Linked DNA regions of Homo sapiens: all the other regions are linked to region 1. The links are chromatin contacts, found by Hi-C or POLR2A ChIA-PET in ENCODE. All regions are on one chromosome and are shown on one strand. The core of a region is the stretch at or near the end of the contact, and the rest is flanking DNA. Distances in the headings are between cores, read along the strand shown. Region 1 has its middle 63 kb from the start of UGT2B15. Region 2 holds the start of UGT2B17 (UDP glucuronosyltransferase family 2 member B17). Region 3 has its middle 49 kb from the start of UGT2B10. Region 4 has its middle 45 kb from the start of UGT2A3.

Region 1 (3,280 bases), core at 373-2,872:
GTAAATCAAGATAACTATGAGTCAAAATGGGTAGGTGATTGAGTTAAAGTATATACATTTTCTGTGACTTTTGCCCTTATTTATTTTATAATTTTATTTGCAATCTAAGTTGTGATCTCTTTAAAATAACATGCCATATCTCTAAAATGGTTTTCTGTAAGTCTACTGGTAACCACAGTTAAGAAATCTATCATTGATGTACTTAAAAAGCAGCAACTTGAAATATACTACCAGAGACAATCACCTAATTATGAAGAAAGACAGGAAGGAAGGAAGAGAGGAGTCTAAAAACAAACAGTAAACAATCAACAAAATGGCTCTAGTAAGCCTTACTTGTCAATAATAAAAATGGATGTAAATTGTCTCAGTTCTCAGTTAAAAGACATAGAATGGCTGAATAAAGAATCATGCTGCCTTAAAGAAACCCACTTCACTTATAAAGCCATACATAGACTGAAAGTGAAGGGATGGCAAAATATATTCCATGCAACTAGAAACCAGAAAAGTACAGGTGTAGTTATAAACAGATTACAAATCAGACGGGAAAAAAAAAACAAAAAACAAAGACAGTAACTACATGATAATGAAGGGGTCAGTTTAGCAAGATTTAGTCATTATACTTACCAAAACCTGAGCTCTCAAGCATGTAAAGCAAACATTAACAGACCTAAAGGCAAAACTAGCATGCAACACAGCAATAGTAGGAGACTTTAACACCCCATTCTCTGTAATGGAAAGATTATCCAGGAAGAAAATCAACACAGAAACATCAGAGTTAAAGTACACACTAGATATGAAGGGCCTAACTGACATATACAGAAAGTTTCACATAATTGCTGTAGAATAGACATTCTTTTTATTAGCACAAAAAATGTCTCCCTTAATTCTATGATAGGCTACCAAACAAGCCTGTACAAATTCAAAAACACAAGTATCATATGAAGTATATTTTCTGACCACAATGAAATAAAACAAAAAATAAATTAAAAGAAGAATCTGGAAAACAGACATGAACACATGGAAATTAAACATACTGCTAAATGACAAACATGTCAATGAAGTTATTAAGAAGAAAATTTAAAAATTTTGTGAGACAAATGAAAATGGAAGTACAGCATACCAACATCTATGGAAGATGGCCAAAAAAACTGTAAGAAGAAAGTTTCTTGTAACAAACATCTGTATCAAAAAAGTTGAAAGACTTCAAATAACCTAATCCTATACATCAAAGAACTAAAAAAGCAGGAACAAACCAAACCCAAAGCTAATAGAAAGAAAGAAATTATAAAGACCAGAACACAGTTAAATAAATTTGAGGCTAAAATAAACACAATACAAAAGATCTATGAAACAAAAAGTTGTTTTTTTGTGAAGATGATGGAGAAGAAAAGAGAAAATCAGTTAAGTAAACAATTAAGGCTGGTCCTCAAAAATGCTGCCTTCCTGAAAACTCACAACTACAGGAAAAATAGAGCAGCTTGGGGAAAAACTCAGACTGCAGAAGCTGCCTGCCTAAAAAAAAAATCACAGCTACAGTGCACCTGCACAGATAAGCCACAGATAAGCAGGCAAGGCATGCAATGTCCAGCATAGAAACCCTTTGCTCTTTGTATGATTAGTAAGCTCCCAGGAAAAAGTGTCCTCCCCTTTTCAGACATGTACACAGTGGGCTCCATGGGAATTTGCAAAGAGAGGAGGGGGGTGTACCTAAAACAAACCCATCATTATACAAACGCAAGAAACAGCACTTTGTGCTTTCCTGGAGACATATCCACAATGACAGAGAATAACTGGGAGATATGCAGGCGGTTTTATAGATAAGAAAAGTTACTCAGTTACAGAGATGAAACTATGCAGGCAGTTTTATAGATAAGAAAAGTTACTCAGTTACAGAGATGAAAGCAGTTCCTCATAAGAGCTTTTGAATACAACCGTAACACAGCAACCATCAGGGAACCCTCTCCACTGCCGAGAGCTTTGTTTTTTTGTTATTAAATTTTTGCTCCAACCTCACCCTTTGTAACCACGCTTCTTAATTTTTTTGGTCCTGAGATCACAAGCTCTGATAACACCTTAGACAACCAGACCAGTGACCCTGACTTGTTTCAAAGATCAATGATGTTAACAAACCTTTAGCTAAGTTAAGCAAGAAAAACATAGACAAGATGCAAATAAAAACCATCAGAAATGGAAAAAGAAGAGACATAAAAACTGAGACCAAAATAATACAAAACTATTAGAATTGTTATGATAAATTAATAGTAAACCTAGAAGAAATATATGAATTTCTGGACTCAAAACTTACTAAGATTGAACTATAAAGCGGTTGAAAACATCAAACAAATAATAATGGGCAAGGGATTGAAGCTGTTATTGAAGTAATAAAATGTCTTTCATCAAAATAAAAAGGTTCAGAAACTTATGATCCCACTTTTGAATTATACCCAACATGTAACAGCTTGATACCAATCTGACTCAACCTTTTCAAAAAAAAAAAAGAAAAGAAAAAGAGAAATAAAAAAAAAAGGGAATAATTCAAACTCATTCTATGAGGATAATGTTACTCTTACACAAAAACAAAGCATGGGCATAACAAAACAATAAAACTACAAGCCAGTATCACTGATGAGTATTGATATGGTTTGGCTCTGTGTCCCCACCCAAATATCATCTTGAATTGTACTCCCATAATTTCCATGTGTTGTGTGAGGGACCCTATGGGAGTTAATTTGAATCACGGGGACTGTTTCTTCCATACTGTTCTCATTATAGTGAATGAGTCTCATGAGATCTGATGGTTTTATCTGGGGTTTCCACTTTTGCATCTTCCACATTTTCTGTTGCTGCTACCATGTAAGAAGTGCCATTCACCTCCTGCTCTGATTCTGAGGCCTCCCCAGCCATGAGGAACTTTAAGTCTAATTAAGCCTCCTTTTCTTTCTTTTCTTTTTTTTTTTTTTTTGAGACAGAGTCTCGCTCTGTCCCCCAGGTTGGAGTGCAGTGGCGCGATCACGGCTCACTGCAAACTCTGCCCCCCGGGTTCATGGCATTCTCCTGCCTCAGCCTCCCGAGTAGCTGGGACTACAGGTGCCCACCAAGGCGTCTGGCTAATTTTTTGTATTTTGAGTAGAGATGGGGTTTCACCGTGTTAGCCAGGATGGTTTCAATCTCCTGACCTCATGATCTGCACGTCTTGGCCTCCCAAAGTGCTGGGATTACAGGTGTGAGTCACCACGCCTGGCCAAGCCTCTTTTTCTTCACAGTATCTGGTTTGTCTTTA
Region 2 (2,982 bases), core at 39-2,538, 160 kb after region 1:
TTACAGGCTTCAGGAGAGGGCAGTGAGGAAGGAGACTGAGTACAGGCAATGCTAGAGTTTTCCTGAGGAGAGGACGGTGTAGAAAAAGAAGTGGGTACTTTTGGAGGTGATGCCGGCTGGGAAGATGGTGGCTGGGAAGATGGTGACTGCGAAGACAATGAGAAAGCTTGGGGAGTTATAGAAGATGGTTGAGACGTGGGGGTAGGGGCTGGGAGGGGTGGACAGCAGTCTGCTGGATCCAACAAGGAAAAAGAGGTAGGGTCAGGAGGAGAAAGGTTATGAGGGCGGTGAGAATGAAGGATTTGAACAGGTAAGCAAGAATTGCAGAAGTCAGGTTGTGATCTGAGTGCAAAAAGGCCTGGAACAAGGAATTTCTCCCCATTTTTCCAGTCATCGGCAATAATTGCTTTAACCAGTTAAAATTGTAAAGTCAAGTGTTTCATTTGCTGGCCATTTGGACCCGTTATCTAATTCATACTGCGGCCAGGTTTTATTGTATAAAAAAGACAAGGCGCTTAGGGTGGGTATCTTGCCTGAGGCCTAAGGTTTGCAGATTTTTTATGAGGCAGTCTGGAGGGCTGTTTTTTGGAATGGAGGATGGGGAGTTTTCCATATCAAAGGGTAGGCTCTGGAGAACAGGGAAAAAGAAGACTGTCCTGGACAGCTGGAGGAAGACAATAAAAGGAGCTATTATCACCTCTGCCTTTTTGGTTCCTGGAACGGAATCAAATGGCTTAGAGGCGTCCCCCTAAGACCAGATGATCAGGGAGTGCCTGGCACATACTGGAGCCTTCTTGGATCAGTGTTGGATTTTGGGACAGGAGAAACCAAGAGAGGTCATGCAGATTTTCCCCTGTTAACTGGGCTCCCAGGGAAGCCTAACAGTAGGCGAGATCAGTGACCAATGTGCATGTGAAGGAAGAGAAAGACCTTCTCATATTATTTTATATTGTTTTTCACTCAGTACATGTTTAAGAAAAAACAACAAGGAAGTAAAACCAAAGACAGGCAGCCCAAACGCCAGGACTGAAACTATGCCTGGGCCTGCCTGGCCTAAACTTAGTAGTTAAAACTCAACTCATAACTTAGAAACCAATGTTATTCATAGATTCCAGACATGTATAGAAGAACATTGTGAAACTCCCTGCCCTGTTCTGTTTCTCTCTGACCACCAGTGCATGCAGCCCCTGTCACATACCCACTGCTTGCTCAAATCAATCACGACCCTTTCATGTGAAATCTTTAGTGTAGTGAGCCCTTAAAAAGGACAGAAATTGTGCACTCGGGGAGCTCAGATTTTAAGGCAGTATCTTGCCAATGTTCCCAGCTGAATAAAGCCCTTCCTTCTACAACTCGATGTCTGAGAGGTTTTGTCTGTGGCTCGTCCTGCTACATTTCTTGGCTCCCTGACCCAGAAGCAAGGTGACTGACGGAAGGCTGAGGCAGCCCCTTAGGTGGCTTAAGCCTGCCCTGTGGAGCATCCCTGTGGGGTACTCCGGGCAGCCTGAGTGATGAGATCCAAAGAGCGCTCCTGGGTAGGAAATTGCCCCAGTGGAACACCTCACCAGATCAACACGTAGCAGGCCCCCGTGGAGGATTAACACAGTGGCTGAACACCGGGAAGGAACTGGCACTTGGAGTCTGGACATCTGGAACTTGGTAAGACTAGTCTTTTGAACTTGTCCCACTCCACCTGAGTAGAAGCATGGCCTGGTCACCCACGGTGTGCCTGTGTTGGCACCTTTGTTCTGGTTTTGACTTGGCTAGACTTGGTAGGACTAGTCTTTTGAACTTGCCCCACTCCACCTGAATGGAAGTGTAGCATAGCCTGATCACCCACGGTGTGCCTGTATTGGCACTTTTGATCTGGTTTTGACTTGACTTGAATTGCTGGATACTTTGGTTTTGGTTTTTGACCTGGCTTGGATTTCTGGATACTCTGATTTTGGTTTTGATTTTGGTTTGGTGTAAACTGAAATGTTTGTGTGTGCCCTTTTACCCGTTCTTTGTTTTGTGGTGTGTGTGTGCTGTGAGCATGGTGTTTTGTCTCAAAAAAACATAGATCAGGCACAAAGTAAGCCCACTGCACTGGGAACTATGATAATGAATTTCAAGAAAGGATTTAATAGAGACTATGGAGTCACTATGACTCCAGGAAAACTTAGAACTTTGTGTGAAATAGATTGGCCAGCATTAGAGGTAGGTTAGCCATCAGAAGGAAGCCTAGATAGGTCTTTTTAGTTTCTAAGGTATGGCACAAGGTAACCTGTAAGCCAAGGCACCCAGACCAGGTTCTGTACATAGACAGTTACAGCTGGTTTTAGACCCCTTCCCCCCACCCCCCCTCACAATAGTTAAGAGAACAGCAGCATAAGCAGCTGGCAGAGGCAAGGAAAGACCAGCAGAGAAAAAAAAAAAAAAGGCCATCTATACCAATTCTAAGTAAATTTAGACTAAACAAGGTCTTATTAATAGCAAAGGATAATTGAAATTTCAAACTTACAAGGTTTTCAACAAAAGCGAAGTTTGCTAAAAGTTGACAGTGTAACACATATTATGGTAACTTCTAATCTTGTGGCCTTAGACAGTCTAGTCCAAAGACATAAAGAAAGTTCACTTTTTAAAAAAAAGGAATGGTTATCTTCAAAAAAAAAAGGGGGGGGAGGAGGTAAAATTTATGTAAAAAGAGTGTTATATGGTAAATTCTTGTCCTGAAATAAATTAACTTGTTGTTTAAAGAGAAGAAAAAAATGTTTGTAATAAGTCAGAAAGTTGAGACATGTTGAAAAATTGTTGGCGAAAGTCGTGAAAAAAAGTTATAAAAAATTTTATGCAAAAAATGTTGCATAATTTAAAAGTAATAAGGCCTCCTGAGTGCTATTGAAGAAACAGTTTATGTGCAGGTGTATAAAAAAGTAAAATATAACTTTAATGAGAAGATTATAAGGAGGCATAAGAATGTGGATTTTTACCTACATTAAA
Region 3 (3,049 bases), core at 167-2,666, 130 kb before region 1:
ACATGACCTACCTGATTGGAGCAGGAGGAAGGTGGGGGAAGCTGCTACGCACTTTTAAACAACCACATCTTCTGAAAGCTCCATGGCAACACAGCACTAGGGGGTGTTCCTAAACCATTAGACGTGGAATGCCCTCACACTTCTCCATTTTACACAAATGCTTTCAAATGGAAGACCCATGAAACCAAAAAATTGTTCCAAAGCAGTTTTTCTCATTGTCTTTCCTCATTCTTAAATTCTTTCACACTTCTTTTCTTAAAAGGAGGAACCGAGCTGTAGCCTAGGCTTTTTTGTGTGGTGCATCAATGTGTGCTGATTGTAAGTGAGACTCCACATGTTTTAACGTTGAGTTGTTTCTGCCTTGTTACATGTGTTAGTGAATCTTTAAAATCCTTGTTCTTCAGTGCCGTAAAGAAATAGCACTGGAACATAAATTTAATTTCTTCAGCGAGGCCAATTTTTTTTTTTACTTTATGCAGAAAGGGTGCACACATCAGCAGTTTTGCCATGAGAGTACACCAAATAAAGGAGACGGTCATTTATAACTTGACATGTCAAGCTTACTGCTGTGTCCGGGGTTTCTATTGGAAGGAACAGGACATCACATTGTGTATTTGTCCTGATTGGCTAGCAACTTAGAACTTTTTAAAAGAGGCAAAGGCAGAGGAGAACAAAGGAAGGCAGAAGTAACTTGTGGTATACTGAGAAAGGTAAAAACACCTTCAAATAAGGAAGAGGAACAGGCTATGACCTAATGCTTGCTTAGACCAGTGTAAGCATGCCAGGGCAAATATTTACACTAAATTGTGGGAGCTGAGAACATAAAATACATTGATTTCTTTATTATGGTTAGCAGATATTTAAGAATGTTAGCACAGGTCTTTGAATAAATTTTGCTTGTAAGAGAAGTTACTACTTATTCTTAATTAGATGGAGGGGAAGTCTTTGAAGAGGAATCTCTACTTTACTTTTTACACCGAAGCAGCCTAGGGTCACTGGAGCAGTCTTGTTGTTTGAGGTATTACCAGGAGTTCTTGAGAGGGTTGTCATTCATTTCACAGTTGAATCCAAAGACTTTTATAAAAAAAAAAAAAAAAAAAAAAAAAAAAAGCTAATAGGGCAGAGTGTTTCATTCACATAAGGCACGAAAAACAGGTTAGGACTGGATGTCTTATTTGCATACATACAAATTCTTGTTAGCTCCACCTCTTCTCTCTAGTGTGCATGCAGGTCCTTAGCCTGAGTTACTGCATATTGTTTTATTTTGCTTATTGCGTATGTGTCACTGCAGACGTGTCTGGTTCTGTGTAAGTTTCCTTATCTATACAGCTACAGGTCTGTCTTAGGCAAGCACCCTGTGCAAGTTCCTTTACCTGAGTGTGTCCAGAAAGAAAAGGAATGTGCTCACCAAAGGCCACCGTGTGTAGGCGGAGCTCACTGGTTGCACAGAAGACAAGGGCTTTGGACTTTGCTTCCTTATCTGTGCTTGCAGCTTGATTTCTTCCACATTGTCATTTTTTGGGGAGGACTTCTACCAAGAACCTGTCCTAACTATCTGCCTAACTGGTTACTTATTCTTTCTTCTCTCATTAGTTTCTCTCTCCAGACATCTATCACCTCCATGAGGGCTCAAAACACCGAGTGATCAGCTCTTTATGCGTTTGCTAGATGAGCTTTTTAAAACTCATTTTACCTAATGTCATTATCAGCCTTCTGCTTATTAAGACAGAAACCACAACCATGTCTTTTCTCCTGTACATTTTTTCCTACCTCAGATATTATCAGTAAATACAAATTTTAAATTAATTTCTTGCAGTTACTATTAACAATTTGTGTTTCATTCCATTAGGTTGGCATGTCTCAGTAACTAATATACAATTTTATCATTTTCCCTGCTTTTAAACTCTTACCTTTACATACCACTCTATGTTGAGATGCAAGAATTTCTTGCTAAAGAAAGGCTTGATCTTGTGACTGTCTTTTAAAACTTGAGTGAAGAATTATTTGCCAATAAATTATCATTCAAACTCATAATTGTTTATTTAAAACTAAGTTCCCCTGTTTCAAACTAACTTTCTTCTGTAATGTCCTGCCCTGACCTTTCTCTGTGATCACTACTCACTGGAATGATTTTCAAATATTCTATACTTTCAAATATTTTCAAATATTCTATATTCTATGTGTAGACATATACATATAGTGTGTGTGTGCATGTGTGTATACTGGAAATAAACATTTTTTAAAAGTATAGGAAATAGTGACCTGAACTGATCATATGCTGGGCAAAAACTCAAAACTCAATTAGTTTGTTGAGATTCAAAATCATAAAAAGTATGTGGTCTAGCTATACTAGAAATAAATTAGAAATCATACAAAGAATGATAACTAAAAAATTCTCTAAACTTTGGAAATTAAAAATACATTTTTAAAAAATTCAGTCAACAAAATATTGTAATTATACATGCACATTTATCTCAGCAACTCTTCTCCCAATTATATATCTAACAGAAATTAATATGTAAAACTAATGACATACATATAGATAAATATATTTATACCAGAATAACTAATAATGTCCAAAAATGTAAACAACCCAGGTGTCCATCAGTTATAAAATAAAGAAATACTCTGTGGTATTTGTCAATCAACAGAATACTATACAGCAATGTAATTAACCAATAACTGCTATACAAAAAAAGACACAAGTATATATTATATAATTCAATTATATAAACAAGTAATGTTAATTTATTAAATTAGAATTCAGGTTAATACTTAAATTGAGAATGAAAACAGTGACTAAAATGGTCCAAAAGGAGAGAGTTCCTCTAGGCAGGTTTTAATAACCCAGAACCTAAGAAGTAGGTGTCTTTATTTCAGGATAATATTTAACATAATCTTAAAATTTTGAGTTACTCACTAGTGTGTGTATATTTATCTTATGTATCTCATACTTAAGATTTTATTTTAGAAGATATATAAAATATTTTAAAGTTCTAGAAATTAAATAGCAAAATAAGCATGAAACACTGGAGAAAATTCTACAGGT
Region 4 (3,419 bases), core at 523-3,022, 170 kb before region 1:
CATAAAATAAAAAGTTGTTGTTTAATCAGCATAGAGTTTTAACTTTAAAGCAGAAAAAGTTCTGGAGATTGGTTGCTTAAGATTGTGTACCTAGCAGTACTATGTGTACACTTAGAAGTGCTTAAGTTGGAAAATTTCATATTATGTATGTTTTATCATAGCTTCTACTCCAGCAATTCCAGCTAATATTTGATATCTCATCCTTATTTGCTCATAGCATTCTTTTCAATAGTGTTTGCTGTGTTATTGCTCTTTTGTGATGGAGCAAATTCTTTCTTCATAGGAAATGGACATTTTCCCAGAGCTCTGGAGAAAATAGCATTGCAGTGTTTTGTCTGGGATCGATGGTTGATAACATTACAGAAGAAAAGGCTGATGTGATTGCATCAGCCCTTGCCCAGATCCCACAAAATATTAAATACAGTGCCATAATGTTGGAAAACTAAGAGTCTTAAATTCTATAAAGAGTTAAAGGGTGAAAATTTTCTCCCTGAAAAGTTAACATTTAGGATAATTTAATTTACTGAGATTGAGGCAGGAAATTAAAGAAAGAAAGAAAAATAAAATTAAAAAGAGAAATAGGCTTTCCTGTATTAGGCTAACTAGTCCCAGAGGCAGCAATGGGTGCAGCCCAGACCCAGGGAAATTCTTAATACTATCTAAAAAGCCAGGACACACACCAAAGAAATGTGGTCTGGTGACTCTCTCAGCACTCCTTCAACATAGGGAGAAGAAAAACAAATTTTCCTCTGTTTTATGGTATGACTTTACAGATTCTTGTTCTCTGTAACTAGTAACCTCAAGATTTCTGCTTTATCTAAAAAGCACAGCAAAGGTCCTGAGAAGTCTGAGTACGCCTGAACTACAGCTGTCTGGGCACCATAGTGAAGGTTATAAGATAAACCAGTGCAAGGCTCTTTTGAGCAAAACCTAGATAACAGTCATCTAGGTTGCATAGCAATAGTCATGTGTAATCCTGGGTTATGAACCTGTCACAATTTTATTAATTGTTCTCCTTCTGTATCCCTGCTTTCGTGCCACCGTAAGCCTGCACCAAGTTAGCCCACCCCTTTTTTAAAGTGTGTATAAAAGTCAAGTGCTGTCTTTGTTGGGGGCCCCATCTTTGGATGGTAAGTCCGTTGGGTCTGAGTGTACTCAATAAAGATATCCTCCTCTATATACCCCAAGGTCTCTCTCGGGTCCTCCTGATCCGCTACACACCTGGTGACCCACATGGGACTGAGAGACTGCAGCTTGGCTGGCTTCTTTGCCTGTGGGCGGTCTGGGGCCTCGGCTGTGGGAGACCCTTAACTTCAGGACCCATCAAGGGAACTTAAGCCCAGAGAAAGGAGCTGTTCTCCCGCGTCCCCGGTGCCCCTCCCCTGACAGCACAAGGGAACCCGGAGGGGTTGCAGGACGGTTCCAGGAATGGCGCCCTTTCTTCAGAACCATGGTAAAGTTTTGGGGCCCAAGGCAGGACCTATCCCATAAGGACAGAAGGGGAGCCTGATCACCTCCCAGGGAGTGACAACTAATCCAACACAGAGAGGCTGGGGGACGGTGAGAGTGGCTCACAAATTTGGATGAAACTCACACCCCAACCAACACAGGACGCGAGAGTGGCTCGCTAAGTTAGTTCAGAAGGAAACTGGATGCAGTGAGAGCGGTTCACTGCCCCAACCAGGATAGGGAACTGGGAGCGGGGAAGTGTGTGAGTGCGTGTGAAAGAGACAGTTCTGGGAGGAACCAACGGGAATGACATGTGTGGAGCTGCTGATCTCTTAGTGTAGGCTGTACGCTCCGAGCAAAATGTAGGACCAACCGGGTCCAATCGGTCTAAAACAAAAGGAAAGGTGAATGTGCTGCATCATAACTGGGAGGAAATGGGAGGAAAATCGTGGAAACCCACCCCATTGGAATGTATGTTAAAGAACTTTAAGAAAGGCTTTGCAGGGGTTGAGGGAGTCAAGTTAACCCCTCAGATGCTGAGAGCTCTCTGTGAATTAGAATAGCCCTTTTTTGGTGTTGGCTGGCCTGCCAAATGTGCTACAGATAGGGAGAAAATTGGCCGTGTGTTTAAGGTGGTGACCTGAGTTGGAGGACAGTCAGATAATTCAGACCAAATTTCCTTATATTAACTCATGGCTGAATGCAGCCCTGTTTAGCAGCTTATTGAAGAATGCTCACAGCTCAAGCCAAGAGAAATCAATTGTGCTGCCAGCTACAAAGACAAAGTGAAAGCTTCGCCTGTAAACAGAGTTAAAGGGAAAGTCACAGGAGCTTGTAGCGTGAGCAAACAGAGACAAAAAGAAAGCCACAGGAAAAACCAGTTTTTCAAGAACCACTGGAGGGAAAAGAGACCCCTCCTCCATATGTTCCAATCTACCCCCGCTTTCCCCAGGTTAACTGCCTCTGAGGAGTCAAGCTCAAATGGATACATGCCCCCAGTCTCTCTTGAGAGGGAAAAATCTGAGCCCTCACTCCAGGAAGTTAAGGTGAAATGCTAGGAAAAACAGGCAAGCCACCTCCAGTCAGGTTGTGTTAGGGCTATGCAAATGCCTCTCCTGGAAACTAGAGGACCCCCACTAGAACCCAAAGGAATGAGGCAGCCCAACTATAGCAGCTGCCAAGATACCAAGAGGCACTCCTGCAAAATTTAAGGGAAGGCGGGAGACAGGCAATCAATATAGGAAAAATCTCAGAGGGGCATCAGGGTGCAGATGAAAGCCCCAGCCATTTTTATAAAAGACTTGGTGAGGCCAGTGCATGATGAACATGGCATTTGTAGAGCAGGCCCAGGGGGATATCCAGTGAAAATTGCAGAAAATGGAAGGTTTTAAAGGGATGAATGCTACTCAGCTTATTGAAGTGGCCACGAAGGTGTACATTAACCAAGATCAGGAGGCAAAGAGGGAGGCTAATAGAAGGCTTGAGAAAAAGGCTGATTTGCTGGCAGCATCCCTCATGGATGTGGGTATGGACATGGGCATGGAAGAGGCCAGTCTGGACAGGGATTTGAGGGCCAGCCGAGGCTGGAAAGAGATCAGTGTGAGCGGTGCAAAAGAAAAGGACACTGGAAGGATGAGTGTCCAGAGAATAATAACAAGGAGGACAGTCAGGGCATTCAGACCAAATTTCCTTATGTTAACTCATGGCTGAATGCAGCCCTGTTTAGCAGCTTATTGCAGGATACTCGCAGGTCGAGCTGAGAGAAATCACCTGTGCTGGCAGCTGCAAAGACAAAGTGAAAGCTTCGCCTGTAAACACAGAGTTAAAGGGAAAGTCACAGGAGCTTGTAGGTTGAGCTGAGCAAAAAGTGAAAGCTTCTCCGGCAAACACAGAGACAAAAAGAAAGCCACAGGAAAAACCAATTTTGCAAGAACCACTGGAGGGAAAAGAGACCCCAGGGCAGTAGTATA

The links. Hi-C counts contacts between places; a loop is a spot of excess contacts on that map. ChIA-PET counts read pairs that join two places held with the same protein, here RNA polymerase II (POLR2A). Pooled maps may share reads with other maps.
Region 2: a loop to region 1 is called in a map with no recorded cell type, with 9 times the contacts of the local background. The contact joins the promoter of UGT2B17 here to the enhancer-like site in region 1. A Hi-C loop is called at or near these places in 25 of 37 single-sample maps with no recorded cell type and 4 of 50 pooled maps.
Region 3: a map of Caco-2 shows a loop between it and region 1 (10-fold over the local background). The contact joins two enhancer-like sites. A Hi-C loop is called at or near these places in 4 of 168 maps with a recorded cell type or tissue (Caco-2, Calu3, HepG2 and 1 more) and 2 of 50 pooled maps. POLR2A ChIA-PET finds 5 or more read pairs at or near these places in 3 of 52 experiments (Caco-2, HepG2 and PC-3).
Region 4: a loop to region 1 is called in a map of Caco-2, with 6 times the contacts of the local background. The contact joins two enhancer-like sites. A Hi-C loop is called at or near these places in 3 of 168 maps with a recorded cell type or tissue (Caco-2, Calu3 and PC-3), 3 of 37 single-sample maps with no recorded cell type and 3 of 50 pooled maps. POLR2A ChIA-PET finds 5 or more read pairs at or near these places in 2 of 52 experiments (CD4-positive, alpha-beta T cell and Caco-2).

What each region holds. Positions count from the first base shown.
Region 1 is chr4:68,731,658-68,734,937 of GRCh38, reverse strand. No RefSeq gene overlaps it. Among named protein-coding and RNA genes, the nearest start is that of UGT2B15, 63 kb to the right of the region's middle. Within about 2 kb of position 1,622, at least 3 of the 41 ENCODE cell types and tissues checked have a DNase peak (open chromatin) inside an H3K27ac peak, as active enhancers do.
Region 2 is chr4:68,574,628-68,577,609 of GRCh38, reverse strand. It overlaps UGT2B17 (UDP glucuronosyltransferase family 2 member B17), which reads left to right and starts at 1,288. Exons shown (of 7, transcript NM_001077.4): 1 at 1,288-1,659.
Region 3 is chr4:68,862,983-68,866,031 of GRCh38, reverse strand. It overlaps the pseudogene LOC101930041. Among named protein-coding and RNA genes, the nearest start is that of UGT2B10, 49 kb to the right of the region's middle. Within about 2 kb of position 1,416, at least 6 of the 41 ENCODE cell types and tissues checked have a DNase peak (open chromatin) inside an H3K27ac peak, as active enhancers do.
Region 4 is chr4:68,904,909-68,908,327 of GRCh38, reverse strand. It overlaps the pseudogene LOC101930041. Among named protein-coding and RNA genes, the nearest start is that of UGT2A3, 45 kb to the left of the region's middle. RefSeq lists enhancers at 910-1,800, 1,801-2,692. Within about 2 kb of position 1,772, at least 7 of the 41 ENCODE cell types and tissues checked have a DNase peak (open chromatin) inside an H3K27ac peak, as active enhancers do.